2 separate regions of the Homo sapiens genome follow, and region 2 is linked to region 1. Evidence: chromatin loops called from intact Hi-C (ENCODE). Cell type or tissue: transverse colon. All regions are shown on one strand. Each heading gives the region's core, and the rest is flanking DNA. Links, peaks and the distances in the headings are about the cores only.

What was found. A loop is a pair of places that touch in the nucleus more often than their neighbours do. Peaks named below come from ENCODE experiments on the same cell type or tissue, not always from the same donor. Only the 100,000 strongest peaks of a DNase experiment are listed, where the experiment ranks them.
Region 2: it touches region 1 in a loop (2.6-fold over the local background); 7 of 110 quality-filtered maps call a loop at or near these places.

Annotation. Positions count from the first base shown.
Region 1 is chr19:1,441,638-1,449,952 of GRCh38, reverse strand. It overlaps a transcript of APC2 not described here. Among named protein-coding and RNA genes, the nearest start is that of APC2, 4.3 kb to the left of the region's middle. RefSeq lists silencers at 2,729-3,023, 3,673-3,722, 4,183-4,282, 4,333-4,722. In transverse colon, for the core only: CTCF peaks have their summits at 4,411 and 4,614 (motif pointing left); a DNase peak (open chromatin) is centred at 4,613; H3K4me3 peaks cover 1,972 bases; H3K27ac peaks cover 346 bases; H3K27me3 peaks cover 4,619 bases.
Region 2 is chr19:1,287,501-1,295,815 of GRCh38, reverse strand. EFNA2 (ephrin A2) reads right to left here. Exons shown (of 4, transcript NM_001405.4): 2 at 1-271. Among named protein-coding and RNA genes, the nearest start is that of EFNA2, 5.8 kb to the right of the region's middle. RefSeq lists enhancers at 1,486-2,055, 3,608-4,488, 7,267-7,853 and a silencer at 3,466-3,545. In transverse colon, for the core only: no CTCF peak of the experiment used is centred there; DNase peaks (open chromatin) are centred at 3,899 and 4,685; H3K4me3 peaks cover 1,641 bases; H3K27ac peaks cover 2,020 bases; H3K27me3 peaks cover 7,300 bases.

The DNA.
Region 1 (8,315 bases), core at 1-8,000:
GAAACCCCCCCGAGGGAAGGGGGTGCCCCGAGGACCAAGATTCCTGTGTCCCGCACTTTATTGCAGGGTGCAACGGCCTCTTAAAACCTCCTGCGTCTGGATTTGCAGAATTGGAGAGTAAAACATCAAATCCTGGATGTTACATCAGCATCTTGGCGGGGGAGGGGTTTCCAGGGCAGTGGCCGGGCTGGGGCCAGGCCTGCACCCACCCCACAGGTCCAGCCTGGCCTGGTGCAGGTGCGTCAGGGTGGGACAGGGTTCGGGTCCAGGCTGGAGCTCCCTGAGGGTCCTGCCTGGTGGGGAGGGGAGAGGGGAGGAGGGGCAGGGCCACTGGGGAGCACCTGGGACGCTGCATCTCCCCACATTTCTCCCTGTCTCCCCAACGGAGCGTCAGATCCTCCTGTAACTCCGTTGCTCTTCATGTCCCTCTCTCTTTCTGTCTCCCCCTCTGTTCTCTGTCTCTCAATCTCTGTCTCCATGTGTCTCTGCCCCTGGTGGGTGGCACACTTAATTCACCCTCACGGACCGAAGGCCAGAGGAGGGAAGGGCCAGGGGTCCCAGGAGTCGCCATCTCCAGGTGTCCTGGATGCTCCATGAGTCCCTGGAAGCCATTTGAAGGTTTAACACACAGAGCCCGTCCCTGCAGCTCGGAGCAGCCCTTCCTGCTCTGGACACAGACTCACAGCACAGAAAGGGAGGCGACTGGGGCCAGAAGAGTGATTTTTTTCCGTGCTGGGCAGGCAGGGCAAATCATTCGCCGCTCAACCCTCGGTTTCCTCCTCTGTAAAATGGAGAGGAGGCGGAAGATTCTGCAAGGGCTGGTGCAGGGAATGATAGGAGAGGGTGGGAAGGTCCGAGTATTCAAGGCCCCGTAGACAAAGGCAAGGGAGGACCCGTGCTGTTTCCTGTTGGGCCTTGAGCTGAAGACCCGAGGGCCTTGTCCCGGGCCAGCACTGCCAGGGGCTGAGAGCCCTTCGGCCTGGCTGTCTGGGAGCCCCCAGAGCTGGACGCAGCTGTCCCCACTGGTTGGGTCTGGGGAGGCAATGCAGTGGGCAGACACAGGGGATCTTTTCTTTTTTCTTTTTCTTTTTTTTCTTTTTTTTTTTTTTGAGACGGAGTCTTGCTCTGTAGCCCAGGCTGGAGTGCAGTGGCACGTTCTCGGCTCACTGCAAGCTCCGCCTCCCAGGTTCACGCCATTCTCCTGCCTCAGCCTCCCGAGTAGCTGGGACTACAGGCGCCCGCCACCACGCCCAGGCTAATTTTTTGTATTTTTTAGTAGAGACGGGATTTCACGTTAGCCAGGATGGTCTCGATCTCCTGACCTCGTGATCCACCCGCCTCGGCCTCCCAAAGTGCTGGGATTACAGGCGTGAACCACCACGCCCGGCCTTTTTTTTTTTTTTTTTTTAGATGGGGTCTTGCTCTGTCCCCCAGGCTGCAGTGCAGTGGCGCCATCTCGGCTCACCGCAACCTCCGCCTCCTGGGTTCAAGTGATTCTCCTGCCTCAGACTCCTCAGTAACTGGGATTACAGGCATGTACCACCTTGCCAGCTAATTTTTGTATTTTTAATAGAGAGGGGGTTTCACCGTGTTGGTCGGGCTGGTCTCAAACTCCTGACCTCATGATCCGCCCGCCTCGAAGGGGATTTTTTTCTGGAGGCTGGAAGGCTGCCCTGAGAAGTGAACAGCAGTGATCAGGAGGAGAGGCGTTCCAGGCTGAGGGAAGATCAATGCATGCTTGGGACACAGGGGGTGTCTGGTGGAGCCATGGGGTAGGGCGCGTGGTGGGGTTTGACAGGTCAAGCCGGGGCAGAGCTGGGCGAGGCTGAAATGGGGTTGGGGATGCAGAGCCCAGGGCCCTGGCTTCAGCTCAGCCTTGTTGTCCCTGTGTCCCCCTGGGCATGTCTCTCTCTGGCCTCGGTTTCCAGTCTTGTTTACTGAAGGGTGGGTTGGATGATCCCTGCCTCCCCCAAAGAGGAACTAAGTCCCACCTCCCTGTGTAGTTTCAGATGTCTCAGCTCCCCAGGCCCCCATCAGGCAGGGGTTTGGGGGATCCAAGGTCAGTCCTGTCCTTGTATACATGGGGAAACTGAGGCCTGGGCCAGGGAACGTGTTGCCTGAGTTCACCTGTGCCAGCCAGGCCTCCGGAGTGACACTGAACCTCCCTTCTTATCCCTCTGGGGGTGGCCAGGGCCTGGAGGGCTGAGGGTACATGGGGGCTGAGACCCCAAGACAAGATGCCCTTGGCCCCAAATCTACAAAACATTATGTCCCTGAACAATCCCCCCCCACACACTAAAATCCTCGACCCTGTAAATCCTTGAACCACAGCCACACTCAGACATCACCAGACATTTCAGAGCCTCAAGAACCCCCCACAGCCCCCTAGGACTTCAGGAGACTGAGAGAGGTCTCCCCCTTCTCCCACTGCAGAACGCAGGGCCTAGCCCAAGACCCCGACCTAGGCTCCTCCCTGGGGTCCTCCACGCCCCCTACTGCTGCTGGGCTAAAGGGGAAGTTCCATGAAATGCTCACTCCCCCACCCCTGTCCTGTGACACCTCCCCGCAAGTCCGCAGCCTGGCACACGGCTCACTCTTGGAGTGTCTTTGAGCCTTCTGAGTCTGACCTCGAGCTGTCCCCGCCCCCTTGATGCCTCCTCTGTGCCAGGGGCTAGAGGCAGAAACAGGGGCGGCCCCCATCGGGAGCTGGGTGGGGACAGAGAAGGCACCAGGTCATCGCGGGAGGATAGAGACGGCCCGCCGCCGGCTGGGTGGCCGGGCAGAGCCCTGACCGGTGAGGAGGCCACCGGAGGTGGGGGAGGGTGGGGTAGGCCGGTCCAGGCCGCGCCCTGAAGCCTGACCGCCGCTATGGGCCTCAGTTTCCCCGGCGGCGAGTCGGCAGACGTGCGCCTCCGTCAGCACCGCGGACAGCTCCCCGGCCCCCGCCCCGCGTTCTCTTGCGGGCGCCTTAGCTCCGCAACGAGGCTCCGGCCTCGAAGCGTGACCTTGGGCTCCCCGCTGCACCCCCCAGCCTCAGTTTCCCCTCCAATGAGGGATGTCACAGCCGCGAAATTCAGACGATTCCGGAGGCTGGAGAAGCGCTGGGGTCGGGAGCGGACGGATACGAACAGCAGCGGCGGCGAACGTCAAAGCAGGCCATACGCTCGCGCCCAGAAGGGGAAACTGAGGCCCAAAGAAGCGCAGGGCGTGGCCCAGGCCCCCACCCTGCGCAGGGCCGAGCCTCCGCAGGATGCCCCCGCAGCCGCCCCCGCCGCCCCAGCTGGCGCAGCCTCCGCGTCGGCGCAGTGAGGAGGGGTCCGAGGGTCTCCTGCAGAGGCCGAGGGCTGGGCTGGGCGAGCCCTGCGCTTGCGCAGACCCGGGGCTGGGGGTCGCAGCGGCGCACGAGAGGGGCTTCCATCCCCGCCAGCCTTCCGAGGCGGTTTCCCGGCAACGGTCTCTACGGCGACGGCACTAGACCCCCGACTCTGCAGCCTCCGCGCGCTCGCCCCATGCGCCCCCCGCCGCCGCGCCCGCTGTTCCCGCGGTGTGGACCCCGCCCCGTTCCTGCGCGGCCCGGAGCCCTCCCCAACGGCTCGACCCACGCGCCCTACCTGGTCCCCGAAGAAGGCCGAGTGCAGCAGGCTCAGGAGCCCCAGGAGCCCCATGGAGCCGCGGCCGCCCCGGACCCGCCGCGCCCCGCCCCTCGGCGGCCAGGGTGGGGGTGCGGGACGCGAACGGGGCCGCCCTGCGCCTGCGCGGAGAGGGGCGGGAGGGGTCAGTCCGCGGGCCCGGGGCGGGGCTCCTCCCGAAAGGGGCGAGGGCGTACCGTGGGGTCTGGGGGTGCTCGCGGGGGCTGGGGAGTCTCGCGGGACCGAGGCTGCGGAGGGGCGGTGGGAGATCCAAGGATGGGAGAGAGGGGAGGGGACTCGCGTGGGCCGAGCGGCGCCAGGGTCCGGGTCCGACCACGCTGGGGAGTTCGAATGCGGAGGAGGCTGGGGGGGCCCGAGGCGGCGGGGAGGAGGCCGGGTGGGGGTGGGGGCACGAGAGGTCCCACGGGGAATGGGGGTCGCGGGGGGCCAGAGGCGGCGTCGCCATGCGGCTGTGGTCCGCTGCCCGCGGACGGTCACCCTGCGGAAGCTCGGAACCACCCCCGAATCAGCCCGGCTTGGCGCGCTGAGGTTCATTAGTCATTCAGCAAACATCACCTGCGCGCACAAGGCTTGCTGGGCGCCGAGCTGGGCGCGCGGGGGGCCGCCGTAAGGGGGCGACACCGAACGCGGACATTCATGCAACAAGCATTTATAAAGCACCTACTGTGTGCTGGGTCCCCCTGCACTGAACAAAACAAAATCCAGGCCCTTGGGAAGCTGACGTGAACGAGGGGACTGCAGCGGGCTGGGAGAGACGCCAGCGCGGCGGGCAGGGCATGGGGAGCTGCTGGGGAGGCCGAACAGCCCTGGGGAGTGTTGGGGGAGAGTGCAGCCCGCGAGGGCAGTGAGGGCTGGGAGGCCCCGGGGGGCAGGTCGCGCAGGCCCAGCGGGAGGTGGGAGCCACCGCGGGCTGTGGACAGAGCAGGGCCGCGCCCGGCTCCAGGCTCGCGGGCGCCCGCTGGCGGCTGCGGGGAGAACAGGCCGTGGGCGGTGCCGGGAGAGGAGGGCGGAGGCGGCTGCGCGGGTCGAGGGCCGGATGATCGGGCGGAAGATGCGGCCCGGGCAGGATGGGGGCTAAGAGGGGTGTTATGAATTGTGCAAAGTCCCTGGAAACCAAAGAACGAGCGGCCGGAGAAAGGGGCGCCGCTTTAGCAGGGCGGCGGGGACAGGCCGCCTCCAGCAGGTGCCTCAGCTGAACCCTGGAGCGGGGACGGAGCCGTGCGGCTGCCGGGGAGGCTTCGGGGCCACCCAGGACTCCTCCTTCAGAAGTCAGGGGAGGGCGCCGAGTTCAGTGTAAACTGCCGTCCAGGGGGGAGGCCGCGGGGATGTGAGAAGCGCCGGGAACCAGGACAGGGCCTGAAGGCAGCTGACCCGCAAGCGCCGGGGCCAGACCTGAACCTGATGAGGACGGAGCTGTCTGTCTGAGACGGCACAGATGGGGCCGGGCAGGTCTGGGAGAGTCCATGCAGATTCTGGAGCGGGGTGTGGGACCAGAGGGTAGAAACAGAAGCGTGGGGCCGGGCACGGTGGCTCCCGCCTGTAATCCCAGCATTTTGGGAGGCCGAAGCGGGTGGATCACTTGAGGTCAGGAGTTCGAGACCAGCCTGGCCAACATGGCAAAACCCCGTCTATACTAAAAATACAAAAAATTAACCGGCGTCTTGGCGCATGCCTGTAGTCTCAGCTAGTCGGGAGGCTGAGCAGAATCGCTTGAACCCAGGAGGCGGAGGTTGCAATGAGCTGAGATTCTGCCAGTGCACTCCAGCCTGGGCGGCAGAGCTAGACTCCGTCTCAGAAAAAAAAAAAAAAAAAAAAAAAAGAAGTGCGGATATGGCCAGAGAGGCCTAAAGACAGAGCCTGGGCCTTGAGTTGGGAGTGGCCCTCGACAGTGGCACCCTAGTGCTAGTTAGAGGCTCCCACCCCACCTCCTGGACACCCCCCAAATTCTTGTGGACCTAGGGCACCACCTGGCCACCAAGACATGTGTCTCTCTGAACTGGGGGTATCTTTTTGCTTTAAATACTAATACATATTTTCCCTGATCACACATGCTGGATTCCAACTGCAGAAAACCAAGGGAAGTACCCATTAGCAGCCACGTGCTAGCCAGCAGGGGCGTGTGCAGGGAGGGCTTTTATGGACAGGAAACTTCCCGTAAAGGTCCAGACAGTAAATTTTCAGCGTCTGCCTGGCAGAAGTAATACAGGTATGAATGGGCACAGCTGGGTGCCAGTAAAGCTCTGCAAAAGCGAAGTGAGGCCCAGCACCCATTCCTATTATGCTTTCCTCAGGGAGGGCCCCCTGGGGCTTGTTCCCAGCTAGCTGCCTCATGATGGGCGCGGCCCCACACATCTCTGTGTCATTTGCTCTGCAGATAGACCTGGTAGCTCAAAAGCTCTGTCATTTCCATTTATTTATTTTTTTCTTTTTTTGAGACGGAGTCTCGCTCTGTCCCCCAGGCTGGAGTGCAGTGGCGCGATCTCGGCTCACTGCAAGCTCCGCCTCCCGGGTTCACGCCATTCTCCCGCCTCAGCCTCTCCAGTAGCTGGGACTACAGGCGCCCGCCACCACGCCCAGCTGATTTTTTGTGTGTGTTTTTAGTAGAGATGGGGTTTCACCATGTTAGCCAGGATGGTCTTGATCTCCTGGCCTCGTGATCCGCCCGCCTCGGCCTCCCAAAGTGCTGGGATTACAGGCGTGAGCCACCGCGCCCGGCTCCATTTGTTTTTTTTAGACGGGGCCTCGGTAAAGACTTCAAGTGTGCACCATGGTTTCCGGCACTTTTGATTTCTAAGGCTCAGGGTTGAAAACCATGTTGCAGATAAAGCTGTTTCAGTGGGACATCCACTAATTTCCCACTTTGCTTATCTGAGGCGAAAAGCACCTAACACCTCAGCAATTTCTTTTTTTTTTTTTTTTTTTTTTGAGGCGGAGTCTCCGTCGCCCAGGCTGGAGCACAGCACTTTCAGAGGCCGAGGAAGGCGGATCACCTGAGGTTGGGAATTGGAGACCAGCCTGGCCAACATGGTGAAATCCTGTCTCGACTAAAAATACAAAAATTAACCAGGCGTGGTGGCGTGCTTCTGTAATCCCAGCTACTCGGGAGGCTGAGGCAGGAGAATTGCTTTAACCTGGGAGGTGGAGGCTGCAGTGAGCCGAGATCGTGCCACTCAACTCCAACCTGGGCGACAGAGCGAGACTCTGTCTCAAAAAATAAAAAGAATTCTGAATGCTGACAACCGAGACTACAATGAACCCTGCCTACACATGCCTTCCCTCCCTCTCCTTGAGCTGGACCTGGGGTGGGCCTTCGAAGCTGGGTCCCGTACAAGCTTCTGCTGTTCACGCTGAAGTGAACCTGGCCAGTGCTGCCCAGAGACCTCCGGCGGCCACCTAGCAGCCAGACTGTAGCAGGATGAGCCACAGACAAAACTCCTGACACTGGATTAAAGAAGAGGTTTTTATTCGGCCGGCAGCATCAGCAGACTCGCGTCTTAAGCTCCCCGAAAAAGAGATTCTTGGCCTTTTTAAAGGCTTACAACTTTAAGGGGTCCACGTGAAAGGGTCGTGATACATCAAGCAAGTGTGGAAAACGTGAGTGGGGGCTGCATGCATCAGCTAACACAACAGAAAGTTTTACAATGCTTTTTCGTAGTGTCTGGAATTTACAGATAACACAAGTAGTTTAGGTCAGTGGTTGATGTTATTATTACTTTTTTTTTAACTCCTAGGGCCGGGTGGTGGTGCCAAGGTTGTCTGTTTATCTTACTTTTGCATTTTTTTTCCAACTTTTTGCATTTTCTCTCCTCCTGTCTTGTGAACTAGGCAAGGTGGTGGGAGGAAGGCAGCAGGAGTAGTAGTGGTCTCCTTCCTTAAGACCACACTCCAAACTTTGGACCGTTGGTTTCAAGCCCGGTGGGTTCAGGTCAACCCACAGGCGAATTTTCAAACATTCTACACATCTCAGGGGCTGCCAGCCAAGACTTGCCCCCACTTCTGACTACCCAGCCAGGTCCAGGCCCTCAGTGGCCTCCCCGGTCTCCTTACTTCCTGGCAGGGTTGGCCAGGGCGCCCGGTGCAGTGGAGGGCTTGAGGCACGACCACGTGCAGCACCGTCCCACTGGCTACGGGCCCCTCTGGACACCAGCCAGGCAGGTCCAGTCCCACCGACTCATGCTGCCTGGGGGTCTCCCGGCTGTACTGGAGCCAAGCTTATAACCCTGGGCCATCCTTCCTCTGTCCAACCCACCTTTTCCCAAACAGAGAGAAAAACACGGACCCACACTTTCTCTGTAATGTAACTTAATTCCAAATCGAGAGGTAAGAACACGAGCAAATCATGGTTTTTTTTTTTTTTTTTTTTTGAGGCAGAGTCTAGCTCTTGTTGCCCGGGCTAGAGTGCGATTTCCGCCTCCTGGGTTCAAGTGACTCTCCTGCTTCAGCCTCTCAAGTAGCTGAGATTATAGCCGCATGCCACCATGCCCAGTTAGGCTAATTTTTTTGTATTTTCAGTAGAGACAAGGTTTTACCACGTTGGTCAGGCTGGTCTCGAACTCCTGACCTCAGGTGATCCACCCATCTCGGCCTCCCAAAGTGCTAGGATCACAGACGTGAACCACCGCGCCTGGCTGCAAATCATGTTTAAATTTGAAGATATAGCCAGCT
Region 2 (8,315 bases), core at 277-8,276, 150 kb after region 1:
GGAGAAGGGCGTGAAGAGCTGGAACTTCTCCGAGAACTTGAGCGGCCCCCCGGGCGCCGCGGGCCGGTTGCACTCCCAGCGCTTGAAGCCGCGCTGGCGGTGGTCGCAGGAGGCGTGGCCCTCGCCGTTGACCATGTACAGCACGTAGTGCTCCATGCGCTCGGCCGGCGGCAGCGGCGCCCCATAGTGCGGGCAGTAGATGTCCAGGTAGTCATTGATGCTCACCTCCACCGTGTAGCCCCCGCCGTCGTCCCCCGCGCCTGCGTGGAACCTGCGGGGACAAGGCGGCCAGAGGTCAGCGCCCGGAGCGAGGAACGGGGCACGGGTCGGGGTGCGCGGGGAGGGCCAGGGTCAGGGGACAGGAGCACGAGGGACGGGTCGGGGTGCGCGGCGAGGGCCGGGGTCAGGAGCACGGGGGACGGGTCAGGGTGCGCCAGGGGGGACAGGGTCAGGGGACAGGTGCATGGGGCACGGGTCAGTGTGCGCGGGGAGAGATGGCTCCGGGGACAGGTGCACAGGGCACGGGACAGGGTGAGCGGGGAGGGACGGGTCAGGGGACAGGTGCACGGGGAAGTCAGGCCGGGGAATGGGGGAGGGGTCAGTTCACAAGGTGGACTCCGCCTGGGCCCTGAATGGTGATAGCGGTCAGCAGGTGGGGTTGCACACCCCAATCACGGCGGGCTTCCAAGGTTGGGAGCCCACGATCTCTTGCCTGGCACTGCCCCCCACCTCCTGCCTCAGTGTCCCCAACAGCCCCACGGCAGGGCCAGCAGCGAGGTGGGTGTCCAGGTGGGTGACATCTGGACCCCTGTGTGCAAAGGGCCGGCGGGGGGTTCCTGACTCCGGGCCTCTGCACGAGCTGTCCCTCCACAAGAATTCCCTCTCCAGAAACTTCGCATCTACCTAACATGCTTAACATCTGTGCCGCCTCCTCCAGGCAGCCCCCAGCCCTGCTTTCATTCTGCACTCCCACCTGTTGAGAAGGACCGGGGCAGCGTGGGGGACACAGGTCGGGCATTCCAGCTCGCTCTGGGGCAAGCTCTGCCCCCACCCTGGCCTCAGTTTCCCCAAAGAGAACGGAGCTTGGCGTGAAGAATCCCTCCACCCTCCTCTCAGCACCCCCAGAGTTCCGCCCACCGCCCCCTCTCTCTCAGCCTGCCGAGTTCCACCTGCCGCCCAGCTCGGAGACATCCTGGGCTCCACTCCCAGCCCCACCCCTGCCTTCCTGTGTGACCCTGCGAGCCCCATACCACCCTCTCACATCTGGAACCCAGAAACCTCCCGAGCCCCGAGCCCCGGAATCCGGCGGCCTCCTGGTCTCCCTCTTGGGTGCCTGCACTCCTGACACCTCAGCCCCCAGCCCTGCCTCCAGGCCTTTGCCCTGAGGTCCCCCAGACGCAACCCACAGGCCCCTTCCTCCAGGGAGCCCCCTGACCCAGCCTCGTCTGTGAGGATAGAGATCAGCCGAGGAAGGGACCGGCGGCTCCCCTTCCCTCACTGCCTCGGGCGATGGCGGCAGGAGCCCTTAGATCTCCCGGCTGTGGTCCCCAGGGCCCCTGTCATGTAACCGGCGGCCTGGACCAAGCGGGGCACGAGGGGGGCCCTGAGAGGGGCTTATTAGCACATAAAAGACCTGAACAGGGAGGAATGGGGGGTCCCCCACACCGCTCCTGCCTCCTCCCTCCATGCACAGGCAGGGGAAACTGAGGCCCCACCAGTGTTGGCAGCACATGGGTGCAGGCTGCTACGATCCCGGCCCTGGCACTGCCTCTAGCCCGGCACAGCCACCGCCACCCCGGCCTGCAGGGGTGAGCCCGCCGCAGGCCCCACACTGGGGGCACTAATTGGCACAGCAGCTCGAGAGAGAGGGTGGTGGGATTATCAGATGGCATCAGCCCGGCCCCCCGCCACCCTGAGATGCCACGCCAGGCGGGGCCGGGGGTTCCTGGGTCTCCAGGGGTGAGAAGGGGCAGACAGGTGTGCTCACTTGCGCCTCAGTTTCCCCACTAGGGATCCGGCATGAAGATCTCCAGAGCAAAGAATTTCAAGGCAGGGCGGCGGAGGCGGTGAAGTCACCCTCCAGCCCTTCCCTACCTGGTTGGATTCGTCCAGGGACAGAGAGCTTCCCAGGCCTCCTTCATCACCCCTGTGAGCCCAGCACAGGGGACATGGGAGGGCGTGTTGCAGGGAAATCTCCCCCGGGCACCAGGCCTGGAGGGCAGGGGCCCTTCCGGGGCTTCGGAATCTTGCAGTTCTGGGCTTGCGTCTGGATTTGAACCCTTGGGTCTCGAGGTCCGGCCTCCTCTCAGAGGCTCCCTTTCCCCTCCGTGCAAGGGGATGGTCCTCCCGGCTGTTGGACACTCGGGGTGCGTCCGCACAGACACGGGGGCAGCCCCCATACAGGCTCAGATGGAGATGGGCTCGGCCTCAGCCCACCCCTCAGGCTGCCCCATTGGCCGGCCGGGCACAGGCATCTCATTGACCCGCTGGCCCCTTGGGCACGATCGATGCAGAAGCTGCTCCAGCCTTTTTGAAAAGTCATTTTCGTTCCTGCCCAGCCCAAGTGAAAGCCCATTGATCAGGCGGTCGATGGTAGCCAAGGCCCAGCTCCCGCCTGGGACTGCCCACACCCAGGTCACCCTGCAGGGGAGGCCTCCGTGGAGGGACCACAGGGGCGTCTGGGCTCCCCACTGCCCTCTGGCCTCAGTTTCCCCTCCTGTCCCGGCAGTGATCCCCAGGGAGCCACATTCAACCCAAAAAAAGAACCTGGCTCCTAGCAGGACACTTCTTGAGACAGAGCAGCCTCTGAAAGTGCCCACAGCACCAGCCCTGTAGGTCCCCCTCTGGCCTCTTGGTTCCCCAATGGTGCCTCCTTCCCCCACGTCTGACACCACTGTGTTCTCTCCTCCTGTTCTGCCTTCGGTAAAATGTCAGAGACCGAGGCTTCTGTGTGGCTGAGCGGCCAGGTGCCCGGGCCCCTCCAGGCTGCGGTGAGGGTCTGCCGGGGCCCAGCCTCCCCATATCCCAAGCCTCGCTCTTCTGCAAAACAGACCCTGTAACACGTTGGCGGCGGCTCAGAGCCCTCCATCCATTCCTGATCCTCAGAATAAAATCCACACCCCTCCAGGCCTGTGTGGCCCATCCACTGCGCCCTCCTCATCCTCCTCTCTCCAAGACTCCTCCCTTCCAGCCACACCAGCCTCCCGGCTGTCCCTGTTCCCACCAAGGGCCTCTGCAGCTGCTGTTCCCACTGCCTGCAGTGCTGTTCCCTGTGCCCCGCCCCATATCACATCTGCTCTTTACAGGGTTTGCTGTCTGAATCCCGGATCCTGATGTTGGCCTCCTCTGTCCCCTCCCCAGGGCCCTACACAGGCCCTGCATACAGTGGTGCTCAATAATGAGTGAATTAAAAAGGTCAAGAGGCGAGGACTTTGCAATGCCAGAGTTGTGGGGAGCAGCCCACAGGTGTGTGTGTTGGAGGGCAGGTCCCAGGGGAACCCCCACCCCCGGCTCTGCCTGCCGGAGTGGGGCCGTATTTTTCCCTTTGCGTCTCTAAAATAGCAGCGGCCTTGCTGTGTTGGCATTCCCGGTTCCAAGTTGGCGGGCAAGCCCGAGGTGGGCGCGTTGCCCCTGTTGAGGGTGGCGCCTGCAGGGGGGAGGGGGCCCCCACCCCAAAACCGCACCTGGGGAGAGGCAGACAAAGCCTTCGCTTCCTCCATTAGTGATGAAGCCTCGATATGCAAATCCTCCCCGGAGCGGCAGAGAGACTGAAATTCTCACTAAGGGGTTAATGACTGATTTGGGATTTTTCCCAGACAGAGCAGCGGTGGCAGTTTTTACTCCTCCGGGTTCCCTCTGCCGGGCCACACCTTCCCCCCACACTCACTCAACCTGCGGGTGCCAAAGTCCACGCCTCCAGGCAGCCCTCCAGGCCCCAGGCAGAGGCTCACCCAGCAGGGCTCCCCTCCTGCCCACCCGGGCCTCCTGGCTGTCACCAGCTTCCAGCAAGCGGCCTGGAGCTAATTAGCTCCAATCGGGCAATTGTCAAGTTATTAGACGCTAATAGCTAAGCGACTAATTAGGAATCTCACCCAAAACTGGGGTGGGGGTGGGCTGGGCTGCCTTCCAGGACTGGAAACTGAGGCAGTGGTGTGGCCGGCAGCCAGGACCCCGTGGGTGGGCAGGTGGACGCCTGCACCCGTCTGCATCTCTCTTCCAGGGTGGAGAAGCTCCCGGGGAGGCCCAGGCTGGCCGGATGAGCAGGCAGCCCGGGTCCTGAAGCCCAGCGTGGGGCTGAGGCCGCCCGTCCCCTCCTGCCACCCCCAGCAAGACCTGCTGGGGTGACAGCACCCACACCTGGCTTTTCCAGGGACGGAAGAGATGTCCCCCCTGACTGAGGACTGGAGCTTTTCCTCCTGCTCAGGACCTGGGTGGGACCTGAAGGGAAATCAGTCCCCGGGATGGTGCAAGGTCTGCCCAAGAAAGGACAAGTATGGCCTTGTGGTGCAGGAGGGTAAACTGAGGCAGGGCCCTAGAAATGAAGCAAAATAGGAAAAAGATGGGCCGGGCAGGGTCAGCCCCACCTGGGCTTCCGTCACCGTGGGCGTGGGTGGCCCTGGTACAGAGTGCAGCTGCCGTCGGCCACCCACCTTCCTGCCCCTCCCAGGGCTGTCCCTGGCTTCCCCCGGGCCGGCCCCAGGTGGGACACCCTGGACTCTGCCCAACTTCCGGGTGGCCTTGGGTGAGTCACCGTCTTTCAGGGCCTCGGCTGCTCTGTCCCTGAATTGGGGGCCCCTGACCCACAGGGCAGGTGGACAAGGGGCGCACAGAGCTGGGGGGACACGCCGCTGAGTCTCTCGGCCAGACCCCACACCAGCCTGGTCTGGGAGCAGGTGTGGCACGAGCCCCCCACCAGGACCGACTCGGCCACAGAGTTCAAACGCCTGCTTGAGGTTAAAGCAAAAACCCCGCCGGCTCGTCTGCTCCTCCGCAGGCTCCAGCCGCGTGTCTGGGGCGACGGGACGGTGGGCACAGGGACGGGAGCAGCTCAGCCCTTCCCCCAGCAAGGTACAAAGCCCAGCTCTCCCTGAGGACCCATCTGCAGGAGAGGCTGGTCCCACACACAGGACTGAGGGGCAAGGCCTGGCTGCATCCCGGTTCCTGGGGAGGAGAGAAGCCGTGTCCCGGGGAACACACGGCCACCGGGGCAGGACCCTCATGGATGACAAGGAGACCACCGGCTCCACAGAAACGCTACCACCCGGACCCCCATGAATGCACAACCCACTGCCTCCGCCGTGACCCCGAGGGACCCACGTAGGGCCAGTCCCCTGCAGACCTGCGGAGACGTCAGCCCAGAGACGGGGGAAGGTCAAATCCCACTGCGTTCACGGCCCCCCGCCACGGAACCTCTGTTCCCTTCTCTGCAAACTGAGGCCGCCCAGGGAGGCCTGCAGTGGAGGCGGAAGGCCTGGGCCACCCATGGCACCCCAGGATGCCCAGAGATGGGGAAGACAGAGACCCAAAGAGACCGTGAGACACAGAGACCATGGTGCCTCGGCAGAAGCATCCTCCCCACCACAGGAGCTGCCTCGGTTTCCCTTCTGGGGAGGGGACACTAACCCCTGGGACCACCCTCAGGCCTTTGCCCATCCACACCAGGCCCTATCGGCCGAGCCGCACCCACCGCAGGGCTCCGTCACCCCCACTTCGCAGAGCAGGCCTGGGGGTTCCAGGCTGCTAAGCCACCTGCCTGACGTCATGCCCAGGTCTCCCAGACTCCCGAGTCTGAGTCCAGGTACCCCACGGCCTCCAGGACCCCACCCTCAGGCCCCGAATCCCCCAGGCCCACCGCCCGGCTCTCCTAGCGCCCCCAATGCCGAGTGGACCAGCTTCTCTCAAACAAAACAAAAAACCCTTATGCAGCAGAACACGGCATCACCCCCTTCAAAGCCGGCTCCCCGAGAGGCCGAGGGACGCCAGCGGAGCCACGGGGAGCGAGACACCCCGTTCACCTCTGCCCTCTGCTGGGGGACGGCTCCTCCCTCGGGGAGTGAGCCCTTGCATAGGTCACCATTTTCCATCCAGTGTTTGAGGGGAACCCGGCTGCTGCCCACACCCGAGGGCCACTGGGTCCGTGGGGAACCCCGGGAGGGTGGCCGAAGCCCAGAGATGCCCAGTGTGGGCAAGCGCCCACCCAGTGCCCCCAAGGCTGCAGATTTCCAATCAGAAGGTGGGGACTCCCGGGGACCACAGGCCCCTGCGTCCACCCTGCTCTGAGGCTTGATGGCCGTCTGCACACGGGCCCTGGTCCCGTCCCCAGGGGAGGAGGAGAGGGAGGGCCAACAGCGGGGTTGCCATTGTGGACCGTGCTGGGGCCACCACTGCCCCCACATTGCAGGCCCTCAGCCAGCCAGCACTGCCCCCAGGGAGACACACTTACATGCACCCCACACGCAGACACGCACACACACCTGCACTCCACGCACAGACAAAACGCATGCATGCCACAGGCAGACACGCACAGGGACCTCGGACACTGCAGACATCCCGTGCAAGGGCACGCACATGCAAACGCGGGTGCCACGCACAGACACACTCATGCACACACATGCACCTCATATGCAATCACGCAGACACATGTGCAAACACGCCAGAGCTGTGCCCTGTGGATTCACGCAGCCTCCTGCCACACACAGACACATGTAACCTGCAGCCGGATGCGACTCCAGGCACACCTGCACGCCACCCTTCCCCACCGCTGCACGCAAACACACATGAGCAGCCGTGGGAATGCACACGCGGTGTTGTGGCCAGGACAGGTGAGGGCAGCCGGCCAGGTCCAACAGGACAGGTGAGGGCAGCCGGCCAGGTCCAAGCCCTGGACGCCCCAGCCCGATGCGGGTCGGCTGGGAACAGGCCCAGAGACTCCTGGCGGCCAGCTCAGGGGTACCCAGCCCAGGTTGGGGAGTGGGTTGGACGGACGCTGTGCAGTCACCGGTGGGAGTGGCGGGGCCGGCCAGCCAGACCACCCAACGGGGCCCCACCTTATAGCGGCCCAAGGAGGTGGGTGCGGGGTCCCCTGGGTGCAGGCATCGCCTCTCACAGCAGAGAGGGTGTGATGTGGAGACAGACCACACAGTCATCGCCTGGGCACAGGTGCCAGGCCAATGGGCGGAAGGGGCGGCCGGCGACGCTGCGGCACTGCCCGGGCCTGCAGGCCCCATCGAGCACACGGTCCCCTGGTGCCCACGCTGCTGTCTGCCCCCCATCGCGGCTGTCCCCGTCTCCAGTGCCTTTCTGTATGCCCCTCTCAAAGACTTGGGGTCCCCGCATCCCCCACACACCTGCCCGACCCCATCATCCCTCCCCGGCCAGCCCAGCCTCACACCTTAGGCCTGCCGGCTGACGCCACTCCTCTCCCCAAGCCGATGTCCCCTCCACAGGGTCCCCTTGGATACGGAGGCCCAGCACCACCCCCTGCTGTGCCTGACACCCCCGCCACTCAGGCACAGGTCCCGGGCAGGTGCCCCTGGACACCAAATCTGAGAACTGCAGAGACCCCTGATGTCCGCGACAAAGCCCTGATTCTGGCTGGATCCCGGCTTCCCGGGAAGGTGCTCACCCAGCCCTGGGCCCCACTGCAGGGTGTCGGCTCCGTCCCCAGCAACCCTGGATACCGCAGGCAGGAGAGGAAGGAGGAGGCAGCCTCGGTGCTGCCCAGGTCGGCTCTGCGGACCAGCAAGGCCGTTCCCTCAGGCAGCGGTTTGAGCTGGGCAACCAGGTCAGACCCGGAGCAACAGGAGGTGGCTGGGCCAAGCCAGGCACTGGGGAGGCCACTTCCTTCCCCTGGCCGGGGGTCCGGCCCGCAGCCCACAGCCCTGTGGCAGGTGGGGCAGCAGGACGGCCCTGGTGACCACCTTCCTCCCCCGGTTGCCGGGTCCTCGTGTGTTTGGCGTTTGCTAGAACAAAGGACAGGCCACGCTGGGGACGGGAGATTCCGCAGCTGAAACCAAAAACTTGGGCCGGGGAAGCGCTGCCCGCTGGACTCCCCGCACGGCCAGCGACAGCCTTAATCAAACCCACATGTGACCAGCACAGCGGGCGGCTCGGGGACCCGCTCTGAGGTGGGCCAGCCGTCCCCCAGCGGCCCGGGGTCCCTGCCCTCAGCCCCCAGGGCCCGACCCGAGGCCGTTGACCAGGGTGGGGGGTGGGCCTGTGCGTGTTCCCCACCCCCACGGCGGAACACGGGCCGCCCTTGTCCCCGAGCCCGCCTCAAAGAGACCCCTTCATGCAACTTTCCTCCCGGGGACCGA